Linked DNA regions of Homo sapiens: all the other regions are linked to region 3. A link is a loop called in an ENCODE intact Hi-C map of the cell type or tissue named here. Cell type or tissue: Caco-2. All regions are shown on one strand. Each heading gives the region's core, and the rest is flanking DNA. Links, peaks and the distances in the headings are about the cores only.

Region 1 (10,970 bases), core at 1,813-9,812, 510 kb after region 3:
CTTAGCAAACTAATGCAGAAACAGAAAACCAAATACTGCATGTTCTCACTTATAAGTGAGAGCTAAATGATGAGAACACATGGACACATAAAGGGGAACAACACACTATGGCCTATCAGAGGGTGAAGGGTGGGAAGGGAGAGGATCAGGAAAAATAACTAATGGGTACTAGGCTTAATATCTGGGTGATGAAATAATCTGTACAACAAACCCCCATGACACCAGTGTACCTATGTAACAAACCTGCACATGTACCCCTGAACTTAAAAGTTAATAAAAAATAAAGTAAATAAATTTTTAAAAAGAGCTTTCTATTTTTCTTCCCTGTCTGGATCTTTGGCCCAGTCTTTCTATTGAGTTGGTGGTCCTCTTCTTCCTGATTGGTAGCTCTCTATATTTATATGTCTTTCATTGTCCCCCTGTTTTCTCTCTTTCTGTGAGCATTTCCATTAAATTCCCATATGCTGCTCTGTCTCTCAAATTATAAAACAAAAACAGTCTCTTCCACATCTCCTTCCGGCTACTGCTCAAACACAGCAAAGCTTTAAAGTTAAACTCCTATAAAACATTGTCTCCCTTTCACACTGCCTCATCTCACTGGGCTCACTACAGTGAAGTCTTTGCCTCCAATGTTTCGTACAAATTACTCTTGTTAAGTCACCAACGATCTCGACCTTGCCAGATCCAAAGTTCAGTTACCAGTTCTCTTCTTGCTGGCCCTCTGGGTTGAATGAGGTTCCCCCAAATTCATGTCTTCCTGGAACCTGGGAATGTGACCTTAAAAGAAAAAGGGTTTTCTGCAGATGTAATTAAAGTAAGGATCTCAAAATAATGTCATCCTGCATTAGAGGACCCTAAATCCAATGACAAATCCTTATAAGAGAAAAGAGAGAGAGACCAAGAAACCACCATGTGAAATGGAGTTGGGGGTTTGGTGGTGTGTCATGGAACCTAGTCATGTATCCTAGCCTGGGGCCACCAGAATCCTGGAGAGAGACATGGAATGAGCTCTTCCCCAGAGCATCTGGAAGGAGCCAACCCTGCCAATACCTTGACTTTAGAATTATGGTTTCCAAAGCTGTGAGAGGAAAAAATTATGTTGTTTTAAGCTTCCCAGTTTGTGGTCATTTGTTACAGCAATCCTAGGACGCCAACACCAGCTCTCAGCAGCAGCATTTGACACCGAGGCTCACTCCTCACTCCTGAAAAGGCATCTTCTGGTGCCTTGTGGGCCACCACACTCTGGGGGGTTCCTTCTGTCTTTCCAGCTGCTCCCTCTCACTTTCTATTTGACCTTCTCTTCTTCTCAACTTCTATAAGTTGGAGGCCCATGGGATCTAGACCTGCTTTTCTGTCTTTATTTACTTGGTGAACTACGTAGGCCGAGTGTTTTTATTTCACCTTCTATCTACATATTTATGGAATCTCAAAGTTTTCTCTCCAGCCCAACCTACACTCTGAATTCCAGACTCATATGGCTGTTGAATTGCTATCTCTGCAGGACCTCTAATAGCGATCTCCAACTTAACATGGCCAAAACAGAGTGCTAGATCTGCCTCCACCAAAACTCCATCCCCAAACTCTCCTTCCCACAGTCAGGCTCATCTCAGTAAATGAGACTACCTTTCACCTGGTAGTTCAAATTCACAAAGTTGTCATTGACTCCTTTCTTTCTTTTGTGCCTCATATTCAACCCAAGAGCCTGTCCCACATCCTTCACCTCTCCAGTTGGTTGAATCCATTGTCATGTCTGCCTGGACTATGGCAGTAGCTCCTCACTCCCTGCATCCACTCTTACCCCTGCAGTCTACTACCCACAAAGCAGCCATAGTGACCCTTTGAAATATAAATCAACACAAATTTGAAGATTCATAGAAGCCCGATTTGTAATAGTGAAAATCAGAAACAACCCAAATATCTTTCAGTGTATGGATGTCTAAATAAAATGTGATACATCCATAGCATAAAATACTACTCAGAAATAAAATGAAAGAGCATATATTATGCTGAGCGAAGACAGATGATCTCAACAGGCCACATGTTGCATGATTCCATCTACGTGACATCTTCAAAGTGACAAAGGTACGCAGATGGAGAACAGATTAGTTGTTAACAGGCACCAAGGGTGGTAGAAGGGAGGGCAGTGTGTATGAGTATAAAGGACTGGCATGGAAGAGATCTCTGTAGTGATGGACAGAGTGTCTTGGTGATGGAGGTTGTATGCACCGTCCCATCATGGCCTGAAAGCTTTCTGTGAGCTGGCTCCTGGGTACCTTGAACTTCACTTTTTAACCACTATACCCCTTTCTCACTGCCACACCAATTCTTATCTCCATGCTGTTCCTCAAACAAACCCTTATATTTCCATCTCCAGACCTTTGCAATTGCTCTTTCTCCTAGCTGAAATGTCCCCTGCTCAAACAAAATCTCATCGATGAGACCTTCCTTACTACCCAATCTCAGTAATACCTATTCTCACTCCATCTCACTCTTTATACCCACACCTAACTTTGTCTTTATAGCACTTATCAGTACCTAATATTACATACATTTACTACTTTATCTGTTTATTGTCTGGCTGTTCCATGAGATGTAAGTTTCACAAAGGCAGGAACTTTGTGTTTTATGTTATTATCTCCCCAGTGCTAAGCAGGGCCCAGTGTAACACAGACACTTAACAAATGGTTATTAACTACTTAATTAATTAAGATGACTAATCTTTTGTGATATGAGTTGTAATATGAGTTTTTCCTCAGTTTGCCTTTTGTCTTTTGGTTTTGTTTATACAGTGTATATGTGTGTGTTTGTGTGCATGCTTTACCATGCAACAATTTTAGATTCTAGGTAGTTAGATTTATCAACTTCTTTTATGATATTGTACTTCAAAGGACTCCCTTAAGGTAAATAATATTATTTTCAAAGATTTTCCTCTAGCATTTAAATTTTTTTCTTTGTAATGTTTACAATTTTTATCTACCTGGAAGTTATTTTAGCATAAAGTATGAAGCAGAGATTAACCTTTTTTGATATAAAAGTTGTGACACTGCTTTATTTTTCTTTCTGTTCACATAGTATATCTTTGCCAACCCTTCTTCAAATTTGCTGGACAACTTGGTCTTAATTGTGTTTCTTGTATACAACATCTTGTTTATGTTGCATACAACATAAAATTGGGTTTTGCTTTGTGATCCAACATTTTCTCTTCTGATAGATGAGTATCATTTTCCTTATCTATATGTCAGATATGGTTGATGTAAGATCTTTTATCCTATCTTTATTGCTTATATCTCTGCTTCAAACTCTTGTTTTGTAACGACAATTACTTATTTCTTAAACTGATAATGACATATTTAGTCATAATTTTCATCTGCCCCCATCCACGTTTTTTAGTTTTTCTCATCTTTAATGTGTTTTTATGTGTCATTTTTATTTTGTCACATTTTTGTACCAACCAAGGTTTCTCAGCCTAGCACTGATGACACTCTGGGTCGTATACTTCTTCATCAGTGGAGGGCTGTCCTGTGCCTTGCAGGATGTTCAGCAGCATCCCTGGACTCTACCCAGTAAGCGCCTCCTCCTCCCCAGTTGTGACAGCTAAAAATATCTCCAGACATTGTCAAATGTCTCCTCAGGGGCAAAATCACTGGTAGTTGAAACCGCCGAAAGAGATCATGCGGTCCTTCCTTTTGATCCCTCATCTCTGCAAGAAGTGAATTCTTCCTGCTTGGGGATGAGCCCACACTCCAGTGAAGTAGGAATTTTTCTTATGGCACAGGGAAGGGGAATAAACGAATTCCTGTAAACTTTTCTGTTCCGCAGCCTACTGGGCTTGGCAGCTGTTCAGCAACTCGCAGAGCAGTCTCTCTTCTCCATCTGCCTCGCTAACAGCAGCCACAGTGATCTAAAAACCTACGCCTGGCCATGGGCTCGCCTACCTAAAACCTGTCAAAGGATGAAGCTCAAGCTCCCTCTTATGGGATTTGTAGTATATTATGGCAATCTTTATATTATGGTAAGGCTCCTTTGCTGGCCCTTGCATCCTCTCCATCTTTACATATACCTATTCCCATCTTACCTTCTCTTCCTATGGTCCAGCCCAGCCAAAGTCCTTGCCTCCCCTGAGTACTCAAGACCACATGAAACTCTGTGCCTCTGCTCATGCTTCCTTCCATCATCTGCTGTCTTTCTTCCCCTGCTGGCTTTCTTTCTTCACCTTTTTTTTTTTTTTTTTTTTTTTGAGACAGGGTCTTGCTGCTGTGTCACTCAGGCTGAATGCAGTGGCATGATCGCAGCTCACTGAAGCCCCTGTCTCCCAGGCTGAAGCAATCCTCCCACCTCACCCTCCCAAGTAGCTGTGACTACAGGTACACAGCACCACACCCAGCTAATTTTCTATTATTTTGTAGAGATGGGGCCTCAGTATGTTGCCCAGACTGGTCTCAAATGCCTGCATGCAAGTGATCCTCCTGCCTTGGCCTCCCAAAGTGCTGGGATTGCAGGCATGAATCACTATGCCCAGCAAATTACCTTTTATCTGACCCCTCTCACTCAATTGGCCACACTCTACCTTAAGCTAGTACCTCTGTCACAATTCATACTTGATAAGTGAATGGATGTATGAATTAGTGAATGGATACATGAAGGAATGATGTATTTTTCTTATTGATGTCATTCTGGGCAGTAGTTTGGCTTATTGGAAAATTAATGAATGAATGCATCCATGATACCACTTCCAAGTTACATCATAATTGACATAATGAGAAAATGCCGGAAAAATAACCTCCTTGCATTTAATAGTCCTGAATAACAATTATGGCTAACATTCATTAACTGTTGACTACACGCCAGGTGTATTAGTGATCTTTTGCTGCATAACGAATTATCTCAAAATTTTTTGGCACTTCACGACTGCAAACACTGCTTATCACCATCTCAATGGATCAGGAATTTAAGAGAGATTTAGCGGGGTGATTCTGGCTCAGGGTGTCTCAAGAAATTGCAGTCCAGATAGATGCTGGCTGGGGCTGAGGAGGTTGAACTAGATGGTTTTCAACAGCTCAAAGTCCATGACACTCTGTGATATGTTGACTGGCCCCGAAATTCCCACAACCTGATCTCTTGCAGAGACCCACACTTCTCCCTGCTGAGGAGCAGCTTCTTGAGTGGAGACCATGGCTTGTGCCTGCCCAATCCTTGAGGTAAAGTTGAACTTTATTGATGTTTCTCTACTGTCCTCTTGTGGTCATTTCTCATATTGCTGCAGTTCTTCAAAAAGATGAAATTCAAGTATTTCTAGTAAAAGCTAATTACCGTGCTCAATACAGTACTTTAAACAGTATTTACTAGGAGCAATGGGAGATACACATTCATGTAATTTGGCTTTGGAGGGTTTAGTCTTACTAGCAGTGAGACACACAGCCCTAGAAGTGTATGATATTATGCAGTAGTGTGTGTGTGGTGTGGCTCAGAGCTAGATCAGAGGTCTAACACTGCTCTCTACACACATCATCTCCACCACCATCACCATCCTAATCACCACCATCACCACCATCACCACTACCATCATCACCACCATCATCCTAATCACCACCATCATCACCACCATCACCACTACCATCACATTCACACCATCACCACCACCACTGCCATCACCACCATCAACACCACCATAATCACCACTATCACCATCATGTCATCACCACCACCATAACACCATTGCCACCACCATTACTACCATCACCACCATCATCACCATCACTACCACTCCTCTGTCATCACCACCCGCTAGCAGCTGCACTGCCGCCACCATCACTGCCACCCTCATCATGACCACTACCATGATCACTGCCAACACCACCCCAAATTTGGAGCTATCCGACACTGTGGACTTTTGCAATGGAAGTTAATAGAATCAACAGCAAATGAAACAGATTAGCTTAAAATTTAATATTTGTACAGTGTAGGGACCAGCCCCACAGGGTCGGTGGGTCTCTCCCCGTGTGCGGAGATGAGAGAGTGTAGAAATAAAGACACAAGACAAAGACATAAAAGAAAAGACACCTGGGCCCGGGGGACCACTACCACTAAGTTGCAGAGACCGGTAGAGGCCCCGAATGCCAGGCTGCACTGATATTTATTGGATACAAGACAAAGGGGCAGGATAAGGAGAGTGAGCCATCTCCAATGATAGGTAAGGCCATGTGGGTCACGTGTCCACTGGACAGGGGGCCCTTCCCTGCCTGGCAGCTGAGGCAGAGAGAGAGAGAGGAGACAAAGAGAGAAACAACTTACACCATTATTAGAGACTTTTAGTACTTTCACTAATTTGTTACTGCTATCTAGAAGGCAGAGCCAGGAGTACAGGATGGAACATGAAGGCAGACTAGGAGCATGACCACTGAAGCACAGCATCACAGGGAGACAGGCCCCTGGATAACTGCGGGTGAGCCTGACTAATGTCAGGCCCTCTACAAGAGGTGGAGGAGTACAGTCTTCTCTAAATTCCCCGGGGAAAGGGAGACTCCCTTTCCCGGTCTGCTTAGTAGTGGGTGTTTTTCCTTGACACTTACGCTACCGCTAGACCACGGTCCGCCTGGCAACGGGTGTCTTCCCAGATGCTGGCATTACCGTTAGACCAAGGAGCCCTCTGGTGGCCCTGTCTGGGCATAACAGAAGGCTCGCACTCTGTCTTCTGGTCACTCCTCACTATGTCCCCTCAGCTCTTATCTCTGTATGGCCTGGTTTTTCCTAGGTTATGATTATAGAGCAAGGATTATTATAATATTGGAATAAAGAGTAATTGCTACCAACTAATGATTAATGATATTCATATATAATCATATCTAAGATCTATATCTGGTATAACTATTCTTATTTTATATTTTACTATACAGGAACAGCTCGTGTCCTCGGTCTCTTGCCTCGGCACCTGGGTGGCTTGCCGCCCACAGTACAGAGCTTTTAATTTTACAAGGAACTTTCACAAATATTTTATTATTGAAACCTTGCAATAGCCCTAAGAGGTGAAGCCAGGGCAATTACCATCCTTCTATTTACTTTGCCTTTGAGATGTTTAATGCAGAAAATACTAATGGTAACATAACAAACACCCACATATCTGCCACTCAGGACTAACAAATGCTAATATTTTGTTATACATTCTTCAGATTTTTTAAAGAAAAAAATACTGCACAGATAAAATGGAAATCTCCTTTGTACCCCATCCCAATTTCTATCTTCAATTCCCAGAGGTAAACTTTTCTTTACAATCTGTGTTTTTATAATTTTACTATATATTATACATGAACACATTTATTTTTCCCATGAGCTATACAGAATAGTGTTTAATGTGTGTTTTTACTGATATATAAGTGATACCACATTGGATGGTTTTCCTTTTTCACTGTACACTCTGGTGTGTCTTCAATATTATTTCATGTTGCTTTATTGGGAGCTATTTTATTCATTTCCAACTGTTATAAAGTATCCCCATATACAAGCATGCAACGTTTTGTTTATTCATTCCCATCCATGTGCATTTGAGTTATATTGTAATGTTTTATCACCAAACACAATGCTGCAGTGAATATCATTGTACATTTCCCTTAATACCACATTTTGTTACAAACGAGGAAACTGAGGGTCAGAGGGGAGAGACCATGTGGTCTGCTCATCCTCACACAGCTCCCAGGAGCAGAGTCAGGATTTGATCACTACCGAACTGTTCCATACTCCAGGAATCTTCTGTGCACGTTCCTGCTGATGCGAGTGTGTGATCGATATCTTATAAAAGAGATCAGGAAAAAGGGAAGTAATTCAAGCTACGAAATGCACCTAGTCTTGACAAAATAGTGGTTCTAGTAGAATATAATTTAATTTTTTAAAAGCAGCATAGGTTGAAAGACTTGGATGGAATTTATCTAACACTGTCTGTTATTGGCTGAACTGTGTCCTCCCCTTTCTCCCAAATTATTCTATTTTTGTTTTTTGTTTTTCCCCCAAATTCTTATGTTGAATTCTGAACCCACAGTGTCTCAGAATGTTACTATATTTGGAGATAAGGCTTAAAGAAGTAATTAAATTAACTACAGTGAGCCCTAACCCAACATAACTGTTGTCCTTATATAAAGGGGAAATTAGGACACAGACATGCACAGGGAAGGGACCGTGTGAGGACACAGAAGACAGCCATCTGCAAGCCAAGGAGAGAGGTCTCAGGAGAAACCAACCCTGTTGACACCTTGATCTCTGACTTCCTGCCTCCAGAACGGTGAGAAAATTAATTTCTGTTCTAAGCCACCCAGACTGTTGGACACTTTGTTATGGCAGCCCCAGCGGACTATGACACTTTGCAACTGATAGCAGCTAAAGCAGATAGATCCAATAGATTCTGGTCAGTTCACATACAGGCTTGGTAGTAGTGAGGCCTGTTCCACCAGGGTCCACCACAGCCCAGAGCTTTCAAGCCCCTTGCTCTGGTGACAGATGCACAAAGCATTTGTTGTCTGTTATTATTATAACTACTTTGACACTTGGAAGTTGTGACATGGTAAGTGTCCTGAGTGTTTCATGTACTGGAAATATCTATGTCCCTCTATTTTATAAGTCAATCGATCAACTCTAGTGGGTGTAGTGGGTGGAGTTTGCTGGGTTGGATCCACCTAGAGTAAAAATATTAGCTAGGGTGCTAATGTGTTTTTTTCTTTGTTTGTTTTTTGTGTTTGTTTGTTTGTTTGTTTGTTTTGAGACAGAGTCTTGCTCTGTCTCCCAGGCTGGAGTACAGTGGTGTGATCTTGGCTCACTGCAACCTCTGCTCACTGCAACCTCTGCTCACTGCAACCTCCATCTCCTGGGTTCAAGTCATTCTCCGGCCTCAGCCTCCCAAGTAGCTGGGACTACAAGCACCTGCCACCACACCTGGCTGATTTTTGTATTTTTAGTAGAGGCAGGGTTTCACCATGTTGGCCAGGCTGGTCTCGAACTGCTGACCTCAAATGATCCACCCACCTCGGCCTCCCAAAGTGCTGGGATTACAGGCATGAGCCACTGTGCCCAGCCCTAATGTAGTTTGTTTTTGGCTCTATCAAGACACCCCCAGATCCAGCTCCACTAGCCAGCCAGTGGGGGCCTAGCTTTTTGATGTTTTAATATCTGCCTGCCAGAGCCACAGAGGTTCAGAGAGGGGAAGATTTACAACCTCATGTATAAGAAATGCCCCACCTCCGTGGCACCAGAATAAGAAAGGAGTGAATCTGTAGCTCCAGACTCCACAGCCACACTTCAGCTGCCACCCTTATCCCTGACCAATTATTCCTTTATCAAAATTTTTCATCAGGAATGGCTTGTATTGATCTTACAAACTTAGTTTTCAGGGCCTCTTGAGATGACCAAATGGCTTTCCTTATTTTCCTTACTAGCTGCATAGCCTTGGGAAAAGATTAAATTCTCTGTGTCTCAGTTTCCTCATCTGTAAGATGGGAGTATTAATGGTTCCTATGCTGCTGAGCTGTTGTGAGAGATTAATGAAATGCCACACAAAAAAGCACTAAGAACTGTGGTTGGTGCCTAGCAAGAACTCAATGTAATTTCTTTTGTAGTCATTAATGTTCTATCAGGAAAAGTTAGAAAGCTAGCGTTTACATTTTCTCTTACCTTCCCTCACCTCCTAATTCTCAATTTCAATTTGCTGTATTGCAATTTTTAAATAATTAGACTTCATAACATTTATAGTCCCTAGATTGTTCATAGTTGTCTAGCCTCAGCTGTATATTTTAATGGATGAAATGCTTGAAAACCTGCCCTTTTTGTGATGGCCCCTTTCCTTTCCTTACTCAGTAGAGTTTTTCCTGGGGTAGCTGATTCAAGAGTGGTTCAAAGGTGCTCTGTGCCCTGAATTCCTTCTAGTTTTAGAAAGGCCACCTGTGGCCTTTGTAACTGAATGACAAATTAGCAGTGTATCATTTCCCTGGGTCCACACTGTCTCTCCCAGAGTTCCCTGAGGACAGTATTCCAGGGTCTTATCCCAGTAAATGTCAAGAAATAGTTTGGGGTCACATGATTTCTCCCTCTGACAGGTTACTTGCTTTTTTGTCTTTGTTGTTTGTTTGTTTGATGAAACTTCAATGTTGTTTGTTTATTTTTCCCAGAAGCCCAGGAATATCACCAGAATCTGTCTGTGTTAATCATTTTGCTTTATTTTTTCCTGAAACGCAAGGTACCTTTTTAAACTGAGGATTTAGGTCTTCCTTGACTTTTATTAAGGCTTTCTTTTTTTACGTCTTTGAAATTGTTCTGTTTTCTTCTTCAGGAACACCAATTACCTGCATGATGGATATCCTTGTTGTACAAAGCTGTCTGGCTCTCCCTAATAACTTTCAGCTTTTTGTTCTTTTTGTTTTCCATTTGTTTTTCAGACAGTCTTCTCAAGCCTTTCTTTAGTGTCCCTCCCTTGATTTCAGCAGTGCAGTGCCTGTTCTCATTTTGGCATCTTAAAGTTAACTATCATTTCTGAAATGATGTTTCCTCTTCCACATATTCCCTGAGACTGGACAGCTCCTTTTCATCTCTTTTGTTGTATTATAACCCCTTCTACAATTTCTTGTAACCTTCTCTGAAGTCTTGTTGCCTTTTTTAATTTTTTTCCTTTTTCTAAGACTATGAGGGAAAAAATGTGTGCACTGTTTGACTTCCTGGAGTAATTCTTCCGAAATACATTTCCTGCGTGCCTTCTATTTGTTACTTTGCCGTGATCCTGGTCTTGAATTGTCACTTTTCCTTTTGTGATCCAGGTCACTGATTTGCTGAAGAGTCACACTGTGTGGGGAGAAGTTGAGGCAGAAGCAAGCTGCGAGTCAGAGGTGCCTTCTCCACATCCTTTCTCATCAGTTCTCCTGAGATTTGGGGCTATAAAGCTCCCCCCGACCCTTCCTTCACCTGCCACATCTCCTGCACACCTGCCTGAAAAGCTTCTC
Region 2 (10,970 bases), core at 2,892-10,891, 470 kb after region 3:
AGGGAGAAAAATAACATGATAATATGATCATCTCAAAAAATAGAATAAAACATTTATAAAATTCATCATTCATTAATGGTTAAAGATAAGCTCTTAGTATACTTGGAATAAAAGCAGACTTCCCTTTTATTACTTCCCTATTGTCTAAAGAGATAGACCAAAAAGAAAGAAAAGGCTACCGAAAACATCATAATTAATGGTAAAATACTGAAGGTTTTTCCTTCTGAGATTGGGAAAAAGACAAAAATATTCACTCACTATCACCAGTCCTATTCATCACTTTACTGGGCATCATGCCAGTTTAAAATGGTAAGATAAGAAATAAAATATATAAAGATTGGAATGGAAAAAAATCCTATATTTTCAGATATTATGATTGTGCTCACAGACTGCCCAGAAGTACCGTAGGTGAATCATTAAAAGTTAATTTTAATATTTTTAATAATTAAGAAAGATTAGCAAAATTGTCAGAAAACAAAATCAATTTTACTTCTATATGCCAGCAACAAACAGAAAATGAAAATTTAAAAAATTCTACTTATAATAGCATCAAGAAGTATCAGGTATGTAGGAATCCAGACAAGAAGAGATGTATAAACTCACATGAACAGAAATATAAAACTTTATTGAGAGAAACTGAAAGAAGACTCAGGTAAATGGAAAGGAATGGATTGGAAAACTGTCTTGCAAAGATGTCATTTCTCCCCCAATCAACCTATGGATTCAATGTAATCCCAGGGAAAATCTGAACAGGGTTATAATACTTGTGTGTGTGTATGTGTGTGTGTGTGTGTGTGTGTGTGCAGGTGCATGTGTGTGTGTATTTTAATTTCATTAGATGTTTCTAACATTTTCACGGAAATGCAAACAGCTAAGAATAGCCAAGACACCCATGAAAGTGACAAAGTGAGAGGACTTGTCCCACAAAATGTCAACACTTATAAAGGTTCAATTATCACGTCACTGTAGTATTTGCACAGGGATTGACAAATAGGCTAATGAATGGAAATAAAGAGTCTAGAAACAGATTGACACATATGTAGATATTTGATTCATGACAAATATAAGACTGCAAAGCAGAGGGGGACATATAATCTTTTCAATAAGAAACTGAAATAATTGGGTAGTCATATGGAAAAATCAAATAAAATTGGACCCTTACTTTCTAAAACACTAAAAACAATCCAGGGGGATTATAGACTTAAATATAAAAGGCAAAATTCTAAAGCTTTTAGTGGAAATGCAAGAGACTCTCTTCCTAATTTGGGGGCAGAGAATGTTTGGCATTTTGTAGAAGCCATAATTAGCCAGGCATGGTGGCATGCAACTGTCATCTCAGCTACTCAGGGGGCTGTGGCATGAGAATCGCTTGAGCCCAGGATTCAAGGCTGCAGTGAGCCTGGGTGCCACTGTGCTCCAGCCTGGGTGACAGAACGAGACATTGTCTCAAAAAAAAAAAAAAAGATTAAAAGATTAAAAAGAAAGAAAGAAAAGAAAAGTGTTAGCCATAAACAAAAAAGATTGATAAATTATATTACATTAAAATTTAAAGTCCAGGCACAGTGGCTCACGGCTGTAATCCCAGCACTTTGGGAGGCTGAGACGGGTGGATCATGAGGTCAGGAGATCAAGACCAGTCTGGCCAACATGGTGAAACCCCGTCTCTACTAAAAATACAAAAAAAAAAAAAAAATAGCCAGGCATGGTGGCCCACACCTGTAATCCCAGCTACTCGGGAGGCTGAGGCAGAGAATTGCTTGAACCTGGGAGGCGGAGGTTGCAATGAGCTGAGATCGCACCACTGCACTCCAGCCTGGGCAACAGTGAGACTCCATCTTGAAAATAAAAAAATTTAAAAACTGTTATTCATCAAAATACCCCTTTTAGAGAATGAAAAGCCAAACCTCCAAGCAGGAGGACATATAGTCAAAGAAGCAGCAGCATATACTCAATGAGGAACAATGTAGCATATAATAACATAAAATGATCAGACAAACTTTTTGCTGCAAAGCCCTAGTGAGGTAGAGATGAGGAGAGTGCTCTGAAAAGTGGCCCCTCACCTGCAGAGAGTGAATACAAGTTATTTTGTTTTGTTTATTATGGTCAAAAGCACATAACATTAAATTTACCCTCATAACCATTTTTAAGTGTACAGTTCAGTGGTATTAAATGTATTCACATTGTTAGACAATAGATCTTCAGAACTTTTTCATCTTGCAAAACTGAAACTCCGTACCCATTAAAATCTAATTGCTCCTCCCTCCAGCCCCCAGCCCTTGGAAAATACAGGTTATCTGTAATTCATTCAGTCCTTTAAGCCTGTTTTCTCTGTCTACTTTCTCTGATTCCCAGCCTCCATTATTCATACTACTTTCTGTGCAAATTTCTCCCCTGGTCTAGTGTTGTAGAACATGGGGGTTAAATGAAGACTGTGGATTCTGGTGGACCTGGGCTGAAATCCAACAGTTGTTTTATCATTTGTAAAATCAAGATAATAAATAGTACCTAATGATGGCAGAGGCTGCTGCTATCACACTGGCTGCGGCTGGCACTGCACACTCCATGAAGCCAGTGGGAGCTCTGCCCCTTCTAAGTTGGGGGTTCAGCTCCCCAGGTGCCACTGTAGCTACCCAAAGTGTGGCTGCAGACCCAGGCCTCCCGCTCTAGGGAGCAGAATGGACCCCTGCCCAAACTGTGGCTGTGGATCTGAGCCTACCTGTGCTCTTCGAGGTTGCCAGGAACAGGCAGGATCTGCCCTCTTGGGTGCAGCTGCAGGCACCCAACCAGTGACTGCAGACCTGGGCCTTCCACTCCAGGGAGCAGGCAGGAGCCAGAGACAAGCAGGAGTCCTGCTCCTTCCAGCAGGGTGGGATGGGAACTCCCCAGGTGCAGCTGCAGCCACCTTCCCAGGTGCAGCACCTCACAAAGTAAGATCCACTGGCTTGACATTCCAGCCAGCCACCGGCAACTGGGTGGAGCCTGCTTGAGATGGGATGGAGCCCCAAGAATTTGTGAGGTGCTGTGGAAGTGGGACCCACAGAATCAGCTCCCTGGATTCTGCCCCCCTTCCTAGGGGTAGGTGCGGACCTCTCACCTTGCCTGAGTTAGACACATCTGATGGGGATCCCAGGGCCAGAGTATATAAAGCTGCTGGGTCTCTGTGCATGCCTGAGCAGTTACTCTGCCAAGACTCCACACAGTTCTGTGTGTCAGCCCCAGGGCCTGGTGGTGTGGGCTCACAAGGGCATCTCTTGATCCACAGGTTGCAAAGATCCGTGGGAGAAGCATGTTTTTCCAGGGTCACACAATCACTCACCACTTCCCTTAGCTCTGTGTCACTCCCAGGTGGGCCATCACCCAACCTTGCTCTTCTTCATTCTCCATGGTTAAGTTGTTTCCCTAATCAGTCCCAATGTGAGAACCTGGATATTTCAGTTGAAGGTGCTGTATTCACTCACGCCTTTCATTCCTCTCCGTGAATGCCACGGACTGCAGCTGCTTCTAATTGGCCATCTTCGCCCCTCTGCTGTTCATTTCTTATACAGATGAGGTCTCACTATGTTACCCAGGTTGGTCTCAAACTCCTGGGCTCGAGCGATTCTCCCACCTCGGCCACCCAAAGTGCTGGGATTACAAGCATGAGCCACCACACCCAGACTGGGTTTTTAAAAATATGTTTTATAAGGTAAAGGTCAAATTTTATTTGATTTTTCTATATGGCTACCCAATTATCTGCTATTATATCCTACCTTCTTCCTACAATCTCATCACCTACTTGAGTATACACATGGTAGACAAGAGGGGAACTTTTTGAGTTTGATTTCTCTTTGTCCCACCAGCTATACTGCCAGGGAATCACAGCATAGTCTGTGCCTCTTGGCATCGCATATGAAGCCCTTCCCTATCTAGCCCTTGCACCATTTCCAGCCTCATGTCTGACCAATAGACTCCCCCAGCTGCATAAGGCCCCTCATCATTCCCAGATGTGCCACACTCTTTCCTATTCCGACAATGATGTATATATCTTTGCCTTTACTTGTGGCATTTACACGTCTACTCATTTTTCAAGATCCTACTCAAATATTACCTCTTCCAAGAAAACTATACGAATATCCCACACTACTATTTATTTCTACCCTGTTCAGAATCCCTCCTATCCTTCAAGTCCTTTGTTTAGTATTAATCACTGCCTCGAGAGAGTTCTGGAGGTTTTGGACTGTTGAAGGAAAGGGAAGATGTACCTTATTGGGTACCTGTGACCTTGCCAATGTTTGAGAAGAAGCTTTTAGAACCTCTGAGCCAGCTCAGGTCACACCACCATCTCCATAGGAACACTGAATTTCCTCCCACAGTTTTGCTTGATGGAACATCCAGGAGCTCTTTGATGATGGGAGGTAGGTTTCTCCGATCTCTTCTCTGGGCTGAATCATGCCCCAGAAATAGGGCCATGAATTATTGGGGTCTTAGAGCTTATGCAGTAAAGGATTAACCCAAAGAAAGTTTTGGCTCTTTACCCCCAGTTTCTGGAAGGTAACATTTAAGCCCTTGGAATGTCCTGGCTTTCAAAAGTGTCTTTATAAACCTAGGACCTTGGGCCATGCCAGATAGTCTGTACTAACCATAAGATTTATGGTGAGGTCCTTGGACAACACAACATCAGCTTTATCTCTGGAGGGGCTAGAGATCAAAGTCAGTCGTATGGTGGCTAGCCATATCTATGTGACTGATTCCTCAATAAAATCTCTGGACACTGAGACTCAAGTGAACTTCCCTAGTTGGCAATACCCTAGGCATATTGTCACACATCGTTGCGGGGAGAGATAAGTGCAGTCTGTATGACTTCACTGGGGAGCGACAAGTGGGAAGCTCCATTCCTGGTCTCTCCTAGACTTTACCTTTTGTACCTTTTCTTATTGTTGATTTTCAAATGTATTCTTCTGCTCTAACAAACTGTAACCATGGGTAAATTGGCTTGCTGAGTTCTGTGACTTCATCTAGTGAAACTCTGAACCTGAGGATGGTGTGAGGGACCTTCCAAACTTTCAGAGCTTCTACTCAATACATTTCTTTTCTCCATCTAAGGGCACAAAGGATCAAATAGATATAATCTTCAACAGCCTTAAGACATTTTCCAAAACAAGATAGCAAAGGCAGCCACATTGGAAATCGGGTAGCTGGATGGTCCCTGAAGATCAATGACTATACTGATTACCACGTAAGCAATAACTGGTGCAGGTGAGAGTGGACAAGGCAGGAAGTGAAGTGCACCATGGCAGTAAAGCTGTGGGTACCTGGCGATCTACAGGCAAAGAGCCATGTCCCGTGGAGCATGCACAGGAGGTAAACAAGCAGTTGGAACAGGTAGATCCCAGATGGTGATCACACTGGAACCCTTAGTGGTGGCGTTGGTGTTGGTGAAGCACTGGGACCCTTGGAAAAGAAATAAATCGTGTTTATGCCCTTGTAATTGACTTTGTCAATGGGAATAAAGACTATATTGTGTTGGTAAGAACAATAGTATGAGATACCCATGAAAGATAATATAAAAGAAGCTTCCCTGCACCTATATCTGAAAACACTACTTCACAAGTAGATGATCTGATTGAAATTCAGGATGAGGAGTGGCAGGAAGGATAGGTGGCTGAAAAAGCCATTAGCCATACTGGTAGAAGTTCAGAGTGAAGTGGAGGACATAGAGAAAGGGATTAAGGTTTCCAGCCAGGAGTTTAGAGGGTAGAGGTAGTGAACTTCTGAGCCAAAGGAGCTGAGCACCCAGAAGAATTGTGAAGGGCAGACACAGCTTCTGGTAGCCTGGGGAAGGCCAGAGGGCCACTGTGGGATAGGTGCTGCCAGTGCAGGCCAGGCATCACTGGAAGAATGACCTCTCCCTTTGCAACAGAACTTTAGCTATGCATTCTGGCATTGGGCTCATGTGGGTATCAGCAAGTAGCAGCTCCAAGCAGGTACTACTGTCAGCCAAGAGAAGGTAGGGCTAGTCACAACTATTTTGTTTTTCAGTGAGGCAGAACACAGAGCAGAGTCTGGGGGTCCAGCCAGCTTATAGCCTCCCTAGAAAGTTCCTTCCAGGAATAATGCCTGCTAAGCTGTTCATTCCAGTTCAGTTCCTCAGTAAAGAGTCAAAACTCAACAGTACCATGAACCCATGACCTGCGCATGGCTTGCATTGTGGCCTTGATGTCTATCTCTTCCTAGGACAGGCCTGCCATTCATGTTGCTGAGGACTGCCGAGAGGATGGGGTGATCTTCATGTCCATAGCTGCAGAGCACAAAACCCAGAAGGGCAGAGACTTCTTCCTGCAAAGTCCAGAAAAATCTAAGCCCTGTTGAATAATGAAGCTCCGCTCAAGCAGCTACTTTGTACACAATGCACATGATTTTACTAATGGGGAAACTGGGGCCCCAAAAGCTTAAATTGCTTCTTCATTAGTGATAGAGCTGGTCACCTCTAGGCTGTGATGCAATATTTTTAAGTCCATATGGATACTTCTGACAGCATTAAGACCCCAGTGAGCTCTGGAAGGAAGAAGGAAGGTGCTTTGAGGACAGGAAGGGCAGCTCTGACATTGTTAAGTCAACAGTCTGAGTTGACTTTGCAATCACAGGACACACAGCCTTTTAAACCAGTGAAAGAATCAGGCAAATGCAACTGTTTATCACCCCAGGGGAGAGCAGGTAGCTCTAATAAGACCAAGCCAGGTGAGAGTGGCTCCAATATGATTTGTCTTCTTTTGTCCCTGTTCTGATGAGATACCAGGTTAAACCTGCCCTCTCAGCCTGGGCACCACTGGGCAGGGGAACAAACCTCTGTGACATTTAGCACTTGTTCTAGACAAAAGTTGCCCAAAAGTGCTAATGGTTCAGAGGAACAATTAGGAGTTTGACTACAGATCACCTGCTACCTCCTTACCGCTCCAGAGGACCTTTTAACCTTCATCCTGTTTTGCTAAGTGTGCATCTCTCAAGCTGTTCATGCTGAAGTGAGCAGAAAATGAGACTAAGAGACATTCACCTTAGCTTCTGTCTGTTGTGGGTTTGTCTCCTTTGGTTCATGGGGTCTGTGTGCACTCTGCCTTGGCTCAGGTTCATTTGTTCAAGGCTGTTAAGGTTACAGACTTAACTGGGTTTCTTTCCTGCCTTAGAGCCCACCAACAACTAGAGGATGCTGCCACCTGGTGGTAGCAATCGCCTTGCATGGGACTCTATACCAGTGAGCATCAAATTGCACTAAAAAGCTAAGATTTTGCAAGAATACCCCTTGCACAGAGACTTGGAAGGGAATCAATTTCCAGGTGCCTCGACTGTCATTCTTAAAATCTGCCTGAAAACAGATTGGAATGATCAGATACAGTCTCCTTGCCCATCTTCTCTTTAAAATGGCATTTTTGGACAAAAAAGAAAGACACATCCTTATCCATCCTGAATCTTACTATTGTGCATTGCCCTGAGCTGTAAAAAAACTGCAGGATGTCAAAGGGACAATTTAAAATACTGTCTTCAAGGACAACTCCATTAGTGATTAATCAAAGCATCATAGGCTTGTCTAGGATTTGTCTGTGTCTGCAGGTCTGGGAGATATTTCTGTGAGGCTAAGTGAGACATCGGAGCCTATGTTGGCCTGTGCTAGAGTGTTCTGAATTTGGATATATTGTAGAGTACCGCAGTGAAGGGTTTCACCTCTTCCATCCCCCAAATATTGCCAAGTAGAGCAGCACTCTTGAGGGAGAGTCCTCTGAAAACATAAAAATGAGCCCCAGAAAATATACCCTCTCTCTCTCTATATATATATATATATATAAAACTATATATATGTAACTACATATATACAACTATATATATAACTACATATATATAACTATATATAACTATATATATAACTATATATAACTATAACTATATATAACTATATATAACCATATATAACATATATAACTATATATAACTATATATATAACTATATATAACTATATATATATTTGAGACTCTCTTTATATATATATGTGTATAACTCTCTCTATATATATATAGTTGAGACAGAGTCTCGCTCTGTCGCCCAGGCTGGAGTACAATGGCACAATCTAGGCTCACTGCAATCTCCACCTCCAGGTTCAAGCGATTCTCCTGCCTCAGCCTCCCGAGTAGCTGGGATTACAGGTGTGTGTCACCACGCCCAGCTAATTTTTGTATTTTTAGTACAGACAGGTTTTCACCATGTTGGTCAGGCTGGTCTCGAACTCCTGACCTCGTGATCCGGCCCCTCCCTCAATATTTAAGTGATTGCTTTTAGACATATATATACCAAGGACCTGCACATCTTAGTGATGCTGATACTTTTAAGCATGATAAGAATGTTTTCTGAGCTACCAGAATTCTCCAGTGTACACTGACTCATTCCTGCAGATAAAAACCTTTTGTGATCTTTCAGATTTGGTGTGTTTCATTCAATAATATAGTTAAAACCTATCACATAACACATCATATTATGAAATATTTATTCCAATTATTCTGCCATTACCTTATTTCAGCTTATAAAATGTTTAATATTTTTCTCTCTTTTTAAGAAAAAACAAAATTATATGCTAGCTGTCAGACTGATTCATTTATACACTTTCATTAAATACATAAGGAAAGTTTGATCAGTATATCTAATGTGATTAATAATTTCTGACTTTATACATGGTTCTTATTTGTTAATTATTTCAAAAAGCTAGCCACCACTGTTTAATACACAAATACATACACATTTTTCAAATAAATGCCTCATATACCTAGCTTCTTAAAGAACAAATTTTAGCCACACTTTACATCGCAGTAATATTAGAGTAATTATTAGATATATATCACTTCATTATTGATTGCTCGTAGTAATATATCTTACAAGATGTGCTTTTAAGTTATTCCTTAATTGTTCTTTGGAAAATACTATTTTTTGAAACACATATTGAAAAATAAAGTCAATCCTTTCTAGTTTTATTAAATAAAGAAAGTAAACCTAATGTGACTGAATACTTTGCCAACAAGAAATTGGCTTTGCTCATTAGGTTATATAGAAGATATTTTCCATCAACTGAATAAGCTAAATCTGCAGTTCTAAGATTTCAATAATGATAAAAATTATTTACAAAGCAGGCAAGACAATTAAGACATTTGATAATATTGGACTGACAAAGGCATACTGAAAGTAAAATTTTAATTTTCCCCACTCTTATTGATTAAATATGGTGCCTGTGAGTAAAGGGGCAACAGTATAATTAATAGTCACTTAATACATGTTGGTAAAGTTTTTTGGTTATATGTTCCAGGAATATAAATAAGAAATCACTTTATGAATGGGAAACATCATTTGAAAATAAGGTGTTTTCCAACTATTTGATTTCAACAACATTGCAGAAAGACCTAATTACGTCATCAACTGATAATGATAGATAAGTATATCACTTTTGCCATATTACTTAGAATTCCAAGAATTGAGTCACAATTCTAAAACATAATTTCTATTCCCACCTCCATATTTCTGAGAACAAGGTTTCTCAGTATTTGTATCTATAAAAATGAAAAAATAGAATAGATACTAAATCATATTACATTTTGGCCATAAGTAAAATTAATCAATGGAATATGATAATGTTTTTGCAAGCATTCATCTCATTAAAAGAATGTATTTACAACAACCTTCCCCTTTTATGTTGTAGTTGGCTGCCTGCCCACCTGTGAGCTCCCATGCCTCATCCTATAGTAGAAAGTCCTCCCTAGAAAGCAGCTGCTCACCCAGTGACCTTAGGCATGTCATATGGTCATGTGACTACTTCTCACCCATAGAAAGGAAGCAGTCACAGTGGGTGGAACTTCCAGGCCAAGGCTCTTAAGAAGGTCTTCCCTATACAATCCTCTTCCTTCTCCAGCTGGATTCTGCTAAGATGACAAGGCGCTCAAGGATGGAGAAGCCATAAAATCAAAAGAGGCTTGAGTCTCCGAATCACTGGACAGAGAGCCACATACCAACTAGAACATCCACCTAAGACTGGAAAATGGGCCAGAGATAAACTTCCATTGTGTTAGGCCACTGGAATTGGGGATTTGTTTAAACAGCCATCCCTACCGTAAATAACACAATACTCAATAATGACTTATCAATATTTATAATACATCTCTGTTGCTTTTAATAAATATATGCTAGTAATGAATTGTATTAATAATTCAATCCGGAAGAATTTTTAACACTTAGAGCCTTATGGTCATAGGAAATTGTTTAGATGTTTAATTTCAATTTCCATTCGTAATTTTGATACAGGGAATTTTGATGGCATGACCAATAAATATTAAAATGTATTATAGCATAAGCTAAAATTATGTATTGGAAGGGATGTGGCAAAATAAATTCAAGCAAATAAAAGGATGATATAAAACTTTTTAACATTATAGAACAGTTTGTTCAGCCGGGCGCGGTGGCTCACGCCTGTAATCCCAGCACTTTGGGAGGCCAAGGCGGGCGGATCATGAGGTCAGGAGATCGAGACCATCCTGGCTAACACGGTGAAACCCCGTCTCTACTAAAAGTACAAAAAATTGGCCCGGCGCGGTGGCGGGCGCCTGTAGTCCCAGCTACTCGGGAGGCTGAGGCAGGCGAATGGGTGAACCCGGGAGGCGGAGCTTGCAGCGAGCCGAGATTGCGCCACTGCAGTCTGGCCTGGGCGAAAGAGCGAGACTCCGTCTCAAAAAAAAAAAAAAAAAAAAAGAACGGTTTGTTCATATGCAATTTTTAAAGATGATCGTTTGCCTTAAGTTGCTACCAGAGTCCTTCACTACTTCTTTAAAAATATTTAAGACTAAAAATCTATGCACTATGGTAGATATTTTAAAAAGTTATTAAAGCATGAATTGGCAAGTGACAGATCTGTATCTGAAGTTAGAGACATCTTTATAATCATTCACTACATGTGCATTTATTGAAT
Region 3 (10,970 bases), core at 2,060-10,059:
AGTGCCATAGTATTTTGATGAATATAGATGTATAATGGCTGTTCAATGGATTTTAATACCTGGTGGGATGAGTCCTGCCCCATTATTCTACTTTGAAAAATTTAGCTGACTATTCTAAATTTATTTTTTAAGATTAACTGTAAAAGAATTTTGTTAGTTTCTTTTCCAAAATCCCCTTGAGAGCTTGATTGGAATTGTGTTGAATTTGTAGATTAATTTGGGGGAAATGGATTTCTGTGCAATATTCAGTCTTCTTCAGGAATATGGTGTGCCTCCCCATTTATTCCAGGACTTTGCTGTGTTCCTTTGTAAATGCTTTTGCTTCTAGTCATGTTGTTACTGCACTGGTCCTGTTAAGTATATTGTTAAGTGTATTCCGGATCAGTTTATATTTGTTGTTCTTACAAATAGAAATTTGTCCATTGTGTTGTTAAGCTGGTTATTTTTGTCATATAGGAAAGCGTAGGAGCATAGGCCCAAATTTCCAAATGGAAACAGACGTTTCTGAAGTAATTTTAAAGTTATTTTCTTCACAATTTTCTTAAGTTTGATAAAATAAAATATTAGAAGATATAATTTCATAAGAAACTTGCATCTTTGATAACATGTTTTCAAAACAAAGTATTCAAGACTAGGTTTTTAAAGGCTATTTATGAGATGGATTGAATAGTTTTCTTAATTTCCAGCAGATGTCAGTGTTTTACAAATTTATTGTTAGTCCACAGAGACAGATTTGTCTTCAGTCTCCCAATTTCTGTATCCTTTAGTTATTTAATTGGCACATAGGGGATTATCTGAATTGGAAGGGATTTGAAGATCATCTAAGTCAGTTTTTCATTTTGTAGATAAGAGAACAGGCCTAGGTGGGAAATGACTTGTCCGAAGTCACACAAACAGAGGAGGGCTAAAACCCAGGTGTTCTTGTTTCCAAAAGACTTTTCCTTTCTGAAAGACTCATCCTTTCGTGGTTGATACAATAGGCCACCTCCCTAGTGAGGTTTTCCTGTGTTTAACTCCCTTCTCAAGGGAATACAACTTCCTTCCTTTGTACCTATTACCTTGGAACTTACATTATTCTACCCCTTATTACTATTATTTAATAATCTCTTTACAGACAACTGATTAGATGCATTTTTAGCTGACCAGGTTGTTAGGTCCTAGAGGGCATGAATAGTAACTTATCTCTGTGTTATCTGTAGTTCCTTGGGCAGGGCCTTCCATAAAGTGAGTCATTAGTAATGACTATTGATTTGAATCCATTAAATTTTGATTCAAACTTTTTTCTGCTCTTTTCCTGTAAAGCTGTTTTAGAAGGTTTTAGAGAGGATTATGTTTTTTTTTTTTTTTTTTTTGAGATGGAGTCTCGCTCTGTCACCCAGGCTGGAGTGCAGTGGCGCAATCTTGGCCCACTGCAACCTCTGCCTCCTGGGTTCAAGCAATTCTCCTGTCTCAGCCTCTTGAGTAACTGGGATTACAGGCACGCGCCACCATGCCCAGCTAATTTTTGTATTTTTAGTAGAGACGGGGGTTTCACCGTGTTGGTCAGACTGGTCTCGAACTCCTGACCTCGTGATCTGTCTTGGCCTCCCAAAGTGCTGGGATTACAGGCGTGAGCCACTGTGCCCAGCCGGATTTTGGGTTTTAAGAGCAAGTTTCTCCCCCACCAGAAGAGGACTTATTGAAGCAGATAACAAGGCTAGTTGCAGTGAAAAGGCACTTGGAACTAACTGGAAAAGCACATTATATAAAATCCATGTACTATTATTTCAAAGTAATAGGTTACTTTATCATAGACTTGCTGTAATAGAATTTGTTCTAGATGGCACAAGGCTCATATTAGCTGGGCTATGAGTCCTCTTAGGCATGCAAGAAGAGAGCAAGCTGAAGAAATATAATGTACTGTGTAATTTTATTTTAGTTAAATATACTGAACCAGAGAGGTTGCAGGACTTTCAAGTGCTCATTTAACAGTTCAGTAAAAAAATGGTGAAAGACAGGAAGAAGTTTCCATTTTACTAAACTCTTAAGGCTTGGAAATCATACTGTGCAATAATTAATTAAGAATAGTGGGCCAGGCACGGTGGCTCATGCCTGTAATCGCAGCACTTTGGGAGGCCGAGGTGAGTGGATCACCTGAGGATCAGGAGTTCGAGACCAGCCTGGCCAACATGATGAAACCCCATCTCTACTAAAAAAATATAAAAATTAGCTGGGCGTGGTGGTGCATGCCTGTAATCCCAGCTACTTGGGAGGCTGAGGCAGGAGAATGGCTTGAACCCGGGAGGCGGAGGTTGCAGTGAGCCGAGATCGTGCTACTGTACTCCAGCCTGGGCAACAAGAGCGAAACTCTGTCTCAAAAAAAAAAAAAAAGTGACTTTGCGAGCTCATCTTCTAAAAACTGAGAAAAATAGAAATAGCTCCAAAACACCGTTGTATTTCTGTATCTGAAGAAATTGTTCTTCACTGCTTTTAAGAGTAAGCTAGACTTTTTTTTCTTGAGTACACCCTCACATGAATGTGAGCATAGGATGGACTGCCCTCTAGACTCTTCCCTAAATGCCTAATTTCTTTCTTTCTTTCTTTCTTTTTTTGTTGTGGTAAGGAAACACATAACAAAATTTACCATCTTAACCATTTTAAAGGTACAGTTCAGGAGTGTTAAGTATATTCACATTGCTGTGCAACAGATCTCCAGAATTTTTCATATTGCATATCTGAAAATCTATACCCATTAAACAGTTCTTCTTTCCCCCCTTTCTTCAGCCTCTGGTAACCACCATTCTACTTTCTGATTCTATGGGTTTGACTGCTTTCAAGACTTCATTTAATTAGGATCATATAATGTTTGTTTTTTTGTGTGTGTGACTGACTTAATTTATTTCTTGATTGAATCACACAGATAAACAAGGTATTGTCCTTAAATTCTCAGAGTCACTAAGCTTTGATTCTAAAGAGATCTGAGATATTGAATCTATAAATAACTTAAATTTACAAGAAGAAAACAAACACATTAAAAAAGTAGGCAAAGACATGTGCAGATACTTTTCGAAAGAAGACATATACATGGCCAAGAAGCATATGAAAAAATGCTGAAATTTTTTCATCATAAGAGAAATACAAGTCAAAACCACAGTGAGCTACCATCTCATACCAGTCAGAATGGCTATTGGTAAAAAGTCAAAAAATAACAAATGCTGGTGAGATTGTGGAGAAAAGGGAACGCTTATGCATTGCTGGTGGAAGTGTAAATTAGTTCAGCCATTGTGGGAAGCAACGTGATGATCCCACAAAGAACTAAAGACAGAATTACCATTCGACCCAGCAATCCCAGTATTGAGTCTATACTCAAAGGAATATAAATCGTTCAACCATAAAGACACATACTCACATATGTTCATTGCAGGACTATTCATAATAGCAAAGACATGGAATCAGCCTAAATGCCCATCAATAGTGGACTGAATAAAGAAAATATGGTACATATATACTATAGAATATTATGCAGTTATAAAAAAGAGTGAGATCATGTCCTTTGCGGCAACATGGTTGGAGCTGGAGGGTATTATCCTAAGCAAACCAACAGAAGAACAGAAAACCAAATACTGCGTGTTCTCACTTATAAGTGGGAGCTAAATGATGAGAACACATGGAAGAAAGAGGGGAACAGCAGACACTGAGGCCTCCTTGAGGATGGGGAGTGGGAGAAGGGAAAGGATCAGAAAAAGTACCTATTGGGTACTATACTTAGTACCTGGGTGATGAAATAATCTGTACACCAAACCCCTGTGACATGAGTTTACTTGTATAACAAACCTGCACATGTACCCCTGAACCTAAAATGAAAGTTAATAAAAAAGTTATTGAAAAGTTCCATCCACCCATTTTACAGATGAGTAAAATCAGACAAGCAGAGGTTGCCTACAGTTAGTGAAAAATAATAGGAAGTTCTAATGTCTTCTCTGTTTCATTTTTAGGTCCATCTGATTATCAACAACTCAGATGCCAAATAAATATAATATTTAGAAATGCCATTTATATTAAGCTACTGCTGATGTGGATCCTATTTTCTGCAGAGCATTTTTACATATCTGCAGTAAAGAGAGTTTAAATTATATTTTTTTCCAGTAAGTTTTATTTTTGTCAGTATCTGCTAAGATAGGATAAGCTGATGTATAGATTTTTTTTTGTTAAAAACCTTATGGCAGAAGCTGTAAAGTAGGGATTGGCAGGGTGCTTTTTCTGCAGAGGGCCAGATAGTAAATATCTGGGGCTTTGTAGTCCATACAGTGTCTGTTGCAGTGATTCAATTCTGCTGTTTTAGTGTGAAGACAGAGCATGGCTGTGTCCTATTGAAACTTTATGTACAAAATCATACAGTGGACCAGATTTGACTTGCAGGCTATAGTTTGCAAACCCCAGTGGTAAAGTATTGGGACACCATTCCCACTTTTCAGTCTGCAGCAACCTAGCTTGCTTCTTTCATATACAATTGTAGTTGTTTATGGTGATGGTGATGATGATGTTGATTAAGAAAATAATGTAAATCAAATTACTATTATCTGTTGACATGATTTTAGAGTTATTTTCTAGACAACGTAGTAGGCTTAAGATATAAAAAACATACTTAAGAAAATAGCATGTTTGAAGTACCTCTTCAAAAAGAAGACTGGAAATTTTTCTGCATATTGTTAAAAATATTTTTTTCTAAAGGAAAATAGCTTTGTTCTTATAAAGATAAGACATAAAGAATAAATTAAAAATAAGCCCAAATCTCCAAGCCAGGAGTAACCACTGATAATAACCATATTTTGGTCTTTTGCTAGGTGATTTTGGTTGGCCACCTCTAGATCCACTGTCTATCTTTTCTACTTGCTTAGTGGCAAGGAAGACCAGCCTCTGTGGACTACATCAGCAGGCAGCAATGAAGACCAGAGGCTGCAGGGTGTTACCCCTCGCCCCCAGTGCACATCCACACTCCAGTCAGGCAGCCTTCTCATCGCAGCTATGCGGGTTCTTATAACCATGCCCTCCCCAGCCCTTCCCCTTGCACCTTCAGGCCAAGTTGTTGGTACAGTCAGCTACCCCAGGGACTGTACCATCTCTCTTGCTTTCTCTAAGCATCTCCATCTCTTTATTAATCTTTTCTAGTTTCCCTAGTTTGAGTGTGCCTTCTGTCCCTCACCATGGCCCTGACCTGACTGGTACAGACGCTGCATCCAGTTTGACTGATTCCACCACCAAGGCAAATAAGCAGCGCTCTCCCTGTCTGCTTTAATTTCGTAGGGAAAGAACAAAGAGCTTCCACACTTCACTAGAGCTACACTACCATTCACATTCCCAGGCCTGCATTTCCTAGCTGTATGACTTTGGGCAAATTACATCATCTTGTTGGGAAGATTAAATTAAGTCATGTTTGCAAAGAGCTTAGCACAGTGTCTAGCACACAGCTGAATGTGCTGAAAGAAATTATAAAAGAGCAACTTCATTTTTCTTGGTTTGTAAACAGATACACCTCAAAGGAGCCTTTTAAAGAGAAAGGCTATTTCTAACAGAGGAATGCTTTCCTATCACACGTGTTTCGGAGACTGTATTTCAGTGAGCCATCACGGCTCCTGCTCTGCCTAAGGCTTGAGCAGTTTCTTACGGACCGCTCTGCATGTTTCTAGCTGACAGGAGGTGGCAGTAGAGAGCTAGGCCCACCCTTGCACATGGTTTGGGCTGATAGGAAATCTGCATGATAGCTCTTGTAGTGTTAGTATTATGACTCAAGAAATAACTTTCAGAGTCAACAGAAGGAGGATAGGCATTATTCATATCCCCAAGTATAATACAGCTAGAATTTATTGAACACTTACTAGAGTTTTATCTCCTTTATTTAGTCCCTCTAAAATAGCATTATTTTTATCTGAAGAAGAAATTGGGTTTCAAAGAGAATTTCAGTAACTTTACTAATGTTTCTTAGCTAGTAATGGTTGTTATGGGATTCAAACCTGGGCAGTCTCTGTAAAAGCCTGCACAGATAACTGCTGTGCAGGACTGCCTCCAAGGCTCTTGTCCTTGATGTTTGTGTTTAAAAAATATAAGGATGATATTTTTTAAAATTTGGTTCCATATGCACATGATAAAAATGTAAACCATATAGAAGAGTACTATGAAAGTGTAAAATAGTCTTCTCATCCAAGTCTCCTGTTCTTTAATACTTTGTTTCAGAGGTAGCCACTCTTCTTTCGTATCCTTCCTGAGATATCCTTATAGGGGTGAACCTGTATTATGGGTAGAAGGATTGGTTTCTATAACCCATTTTATCTTGACTCCTGGCCTCTTGTCCTTGATATTTTTCTAGGCTCTTTGGATTAGGTAGGAGGAAAGTGCTGCTGTGAGATCTTCAGCAGCCAAGTCACTAAATATTATCCACATTTCTTATTAGCTTTTTCAGCTTTACTTAGAAGAGTCTAAATTCCTGTCACCTCCTGCTTCCTTCATTTAAACACATAGTGTTCATAAGATTGAGTGAAAGCCTTGAACCCATAATACACTTGGGTTTTAAATATAAGATGCACACAGATTGTCTTATATTCTGAATACCTCAGTAACTGATTAGCAGAATGACCCGTGTCATCCAGGGATACTAGGAGAAGGGCCACCTTACATGGTGTTGGTACTTATTTCTAATGCTTTTGTGACAAATATGGTCGCTGTATTCTGGTGCAAATGTTAGTATCTGTGTTAAAAGAAAGAATTTTATAGTAAGAATGCAGAAGTGATCAATTATGGTGGTCATGTCTTTAATAGATGATTCTCACTACGGTGTGTTTGATTCAGTGTGAATATTCCCAGATGGCCAAAATAGGTTGTGACCATTCATAGCAGAAAGAGTGAAGGTATGTTTACAATGTAATTTTTAAAAATTAACAGTCTATAATAATAGGTGGCTCAGTTAACTCCTCCTTAAGTATGTTATAGATTTGCAGGGAACCATGTTTTTTAAAAACCCAATTTTTGTATATAATCAGAAGTTGAATATATTTTATTACTGCAGTCATGTAAATGGTTTTGTTTATTGCCTTGTATGTGCTGTACTGTTTTATATGAAGAGTGATTCAAGGAGGTTGTGCTTCAGTCTGTTCTTTCTAAGGCAATCATAATGAGTTCAAAACATATGGTATTGATTTTTGACAGTTCTGCCTCAAGAGCTATCATGAATTATTGGTTCTGTATTTTATTTTAGGATTTCAGCTTCTTCATGTTTTAGAAGCATGTTTGATGGAAGTACCTGTGTCTCTCTGTAATCAGCCACGTGGCCTGAGGAGTAGGCATGCAGCAGTTGATTAAGTTGACATTTGGTATTAATAGCTTAGAGACTCTTTACATCATAATATGCTTATCCATTCTAGATTTTAGGTGAAGGTAATTTTGATGATGTTTCATAGCTAATAAGTGGTAGTGCTGGATTCAGACCCAGGCAGCCTGTCTAGAATCCTACACACTTAACCCCTCTCCTGTACTACCTCTAAGATGCTTGGCCTTGTTGTGTTTCCTCCATACCTTTACTTAATCTCATTTGTATCTTTTGGTAATAGGAACCATGTATATTATCCATCTGGAACAGCAAGCCCTCAGCTTCACCTCTTATGAGCTGAGTCTCTTATGAGTTGAATGACTTTAGGGAGTAATTTGACCTCTCTGAGCATCAGTTTATTCTTTTGTGAAATGGGGATAATAGTTCCCACCCTCCTGCCTCCCTAGGTAGATGTACTGACCAGCTGGTTTTATTCATCCTTCTCTTTCCAGGATATGGCATCTTGGCTGACACATCGTAGGCGCTTTACAAATGTTAGTTTCTGTGCTCTCCTTCTCTTCTAGAAGCAGGACTTTGGTTAAGAGTTAGGTATCTCACAGGATAATCTGAACAAGTCACTCCTTGGATATAGTCAGGAAGCTAAAATAAATACAGCAAGGGGACTACTCATTATATCCCTTATATCCTTCACTGTCATTCTTTTTTTCACGGTAAACAGAACTGAGCTCAAATTCTCTGGGGAAAGACAAAAGCTCTGTTCCTAGAAGGAAGGGAGAAGGATTCCTACTACTTAATGGACCACAGGCATTCTTACAGTATAGGATAAGAGCTGGTCACACCAAACTGCATGGACTGGGAGGACTCAATGGAAGTTTAAGATTTGTGATATTATGATTGTTATGATAAATAAGTTAACAAAAAGAGTAGAAAACCCTTACAGGAATGAAAAACAATGTCGCAGGAGCAAAGGTGTGCAGATAGGAAGGTGCCCACATACCTCTTGGGCTCTAACACTTATTTTCAGCCTTCTTTTCAGTATTACAGTAAAGACAGTCCACTAGCTGAACTGATTATATTCTGAAAAGCTCAGGACAGGGAGTCTGAGTTCAGGACATCTTAGGAGGTGTCAGGGGCCCAGGCTACCTCGCTGCCAGAATTAATAAGAATGTTTTGTACGGTGAACTGAATCCTCAGAGCCTAATACTTCTGTCTCAGGAAGTAGAGGCATTTATAGAATCTTACTTCTTCATTTTTTTTCGAGGCCTACTACCTAGGCTTTTTTCCTGGTCAACGAAGATTCTGCAGCTCAGCATCTGTCCCCATCTCTCCACTTATATTATCCTTGCCCCGGTGATTCCCTAGTTGCCAAATCTAATAGATATTTTTGTGTCCTTACCTTACTTGTCCATTCTGCCACATTTGACACTGCGTCTACTTCTCTCTCCCTGAAACTCTCTTTCCTTATGTTCTATGATGGGGGTTATCACATTGCAGCCCCACAGGCCAAATCTGGCCCTCCACCTGTTTTTGTAAATAACATGTTATCAGGACACAGCCACACTCATTCATTTACATTTGTCTTTGGCTGCTTTCATACTACACAGCAGAGTTATGTTCTAACAGAGACCCTAAGGCCTGCAAAGCCTAAATTATTTACTCTCTGGTCTTTTGTAGGAAAAATGTGCTAATCTGCATTCTATAACCTCATTCTCCCCTGGTTTTCTTCCTCTTTTTTTGGCTCTGCTGAACCCCTTTGCTGAGAGAACATGTAAGAGCCAGTTCTAAGGTAAGATTGTAAAAGCTCTGGTCAAAAAATACTTGAAATATTGGAGAAACTATACCCCTTTCCCTGCTACCTGGTTCAAGAAATAGTGCCTGAGATTTCTTTTTAAAAAAATAGAAAGGTATCCTAATAAATACAATTGTTGTGAACAGATATGTTGCATTATCTAATACAGTTTTCATGACCAGCTCCATTTTACGGATGAGAAAACAAATGGAAGCACAGAGATTGCAGTAGCTTTCCTATGATCACACAGCTAAGAAATAGCCTGAGGGCCCATGCCCCTAATCACCACATCAGACTGCCTCCAGAGGGCACTGCTGTTTCAGAGCCAGCACCAAATGAAAAGACGGAAGATGTTTTTGAGCAAATAAATGCAGTATGTGGGGTTGGGTGAGTTTTCCAAAGGTTAGCTTTGTAGTTTTGGAATGCAAGATCACATTGGAAAGGTAGCGAAGCCTGGAGAAAAACACTCAACAAACCATGACTCTGCAGAACAATCTTATGACATCTAGAGAGCTCTGTGCCCACTAACACAGAATGTGAAGCAAGTGCACACAGGATTAAAATCAGAGCAGGTTGGCTCTTGCACATTGCACTGTCAGTGGACGCTATTAATGAGTCTTTGGCGATTTGAAAACAGAGCAATGCCAGAGGCATATGCAGAACTGTGCACGGACTAAGGTTTTTCTTCTGTCTCCCCTATTGAATTCTGACCTTGTGGTGTGTGAAGGTGTCTCTGGTGTCTACCTCTATTAGTGGGACCAGTGTGTGTGAGGGAAGCTTGTTGAGCCTCTGCATGATTTTTAAGCCCCACTGAGCTGTCACCTTTGAGGAGGAAAAACATCCAGCATAGTGTTCCCAAAGTGTGAGGAGCCCCAGGGGTGTGTGTGGGGTGGGTGATGCATGTGGGGATGGTGGTAAGGCACAGGAAGAGCTTCAAGGATGACAACAAATAAAGTCAAGCAAAGAATACATGATGTGTTTCAGGGAAAACACTTGGATTTAACAAGTAGCAGAAGTGGGAGAAGACTAGGAAGTATATCTTAAGGACCTGAGGCCAGGAGCAACCTGTGATCCCCGTGGTTGAAGGGAGCAGCAGGAACAGTTCTGTGGGCAGGGCTACAACAACAACACCGCATGTACGATGTAAGGACCTCCACCTAGGAAGGGCTGTTTCCGAGCCTTAGTTACCTGGGAATCCAAAACCATTCTCGTCTTGCTTCTCAAGTGTAAAACTCATTTTGAAAAAGCAGCCATACAAAGTTATATTTTTATTATTTTATTTTATTTTTTTGCCTCTTTGAGCCAAATTTATGTACTTCGGAATTATTAAAATAGAGGATGTCATGCTAGGATTGATCCATTCTGCAGGCAAAATATTCATTTTTCAGGGTTTCTTTGGCCTAAAATTCTATTAAAATCCAAGGATGAAAGAGGAATTGGAAAAATTATGGCCCTCAAAGAAATTTTCTGTCCAGTGAGGGAGACAGAGACGTGTACCATCAACTGTGGTACAAGGTAGACTTCAGTGAGAGCTGTGATCAAAGTACAGGGAGTAACAAGAAAAGAGGGAGTAGATTAACTCTCGCTCAAGGGATTTGAGAACGTTGTTTTCTTATCTCTGTTTCATTTCTTCATTCTTTTCCTCCAACTACCTAAATGTGGATGTTCCAAACTTCTGCCTTTTCTTTCTTGTGTATTGTATCTGGTGGGAATCCTGACTATTCTCTTGGCTTCTCTTTTGGTCTCTTTGCTTTTTTAAATTTTTTATTGTGGTAAATAACATATAATGTGAGATCTACCCTCCTAAAAGTTGTAAGTGTCTGGGAAAGTATTGTTAACTGTAAGCACAGTTGTACAGCAGATCTCTAGAACTTTTTCATC

The links. Hi-C counts contacts between places; a loop is a spot of excess contacts. Peaks named below come from ENCODE experiments on the same cell type or tissue, not always from the same donor. Only the 100,000 strongest peaks of a DNase experiment are listed, where the experiment ranks them.
Region 1: a loop joins it to region 3, with 7 times the contacts of the local background. A loop is called at or near these places in 25 of 110 quality-filtered maps.
Region 2: a loop joins it to region 3, with 22 times the contacts of the local background. A loop is called at or near these places in 92 of 110 quality-filtered maps.

The regions. Positions count from the first base shown.
Region 1 is chr15:79,334,463-79,345,432 of GRCh38, reverse strand. It overlaps a transcript of TMED3 not described here. Among named protein-coding and RNA genes, the nearest start is that of TMED3, 29 kb to the right of the region's middle. In Caco-2, for the core only: CTCF peaks have their summits at 5,235 (motif pointing left) and 6,641 (motif pointing left); no DNase peak of the experiment used is centred there.
Region 2 is chr15:79,377,428-79,388,397 of GRCh38, reverse strand. It overlaps a transcript of TMED3 not described here. Among named protein-coding and RNA genes, the nearest start is that of MINAR1, 49 kb to the left of the region's middle. RefSeq lists an enhancer at 6,922-7,131 and a silencer at 7,222-7,271. In Caco-2, for the core only: a CTCF peak has its summit at 7,184 (motif pointing left); a DNase peak (open chromatin) is centred at 7,197.
Region 3 is chr15:79,848,398-79,859,367 of GRCh38, reverse strand. The region is part of intron 3 of ST20-MTHFS (ST20-MTHFS readthrough); the gene reads left to right. The region is part of intron 2 of MTHFS (methenyltetrahydrofolate synthetase); the gene reads left to right. Among named protein-coding and RNA genes, the nearest start is that of MTHFS, 43 kb to the left of the region's middle. RefSeq lists an enhancer at 5,160-5,661. In Caco-2, for the core only: CTCF peaks have their summits at 5,663 (motif pointing right) and 9,407 (motif pointing right); DNase peaks (open chromatin) are centred at 5,677 and 9,387.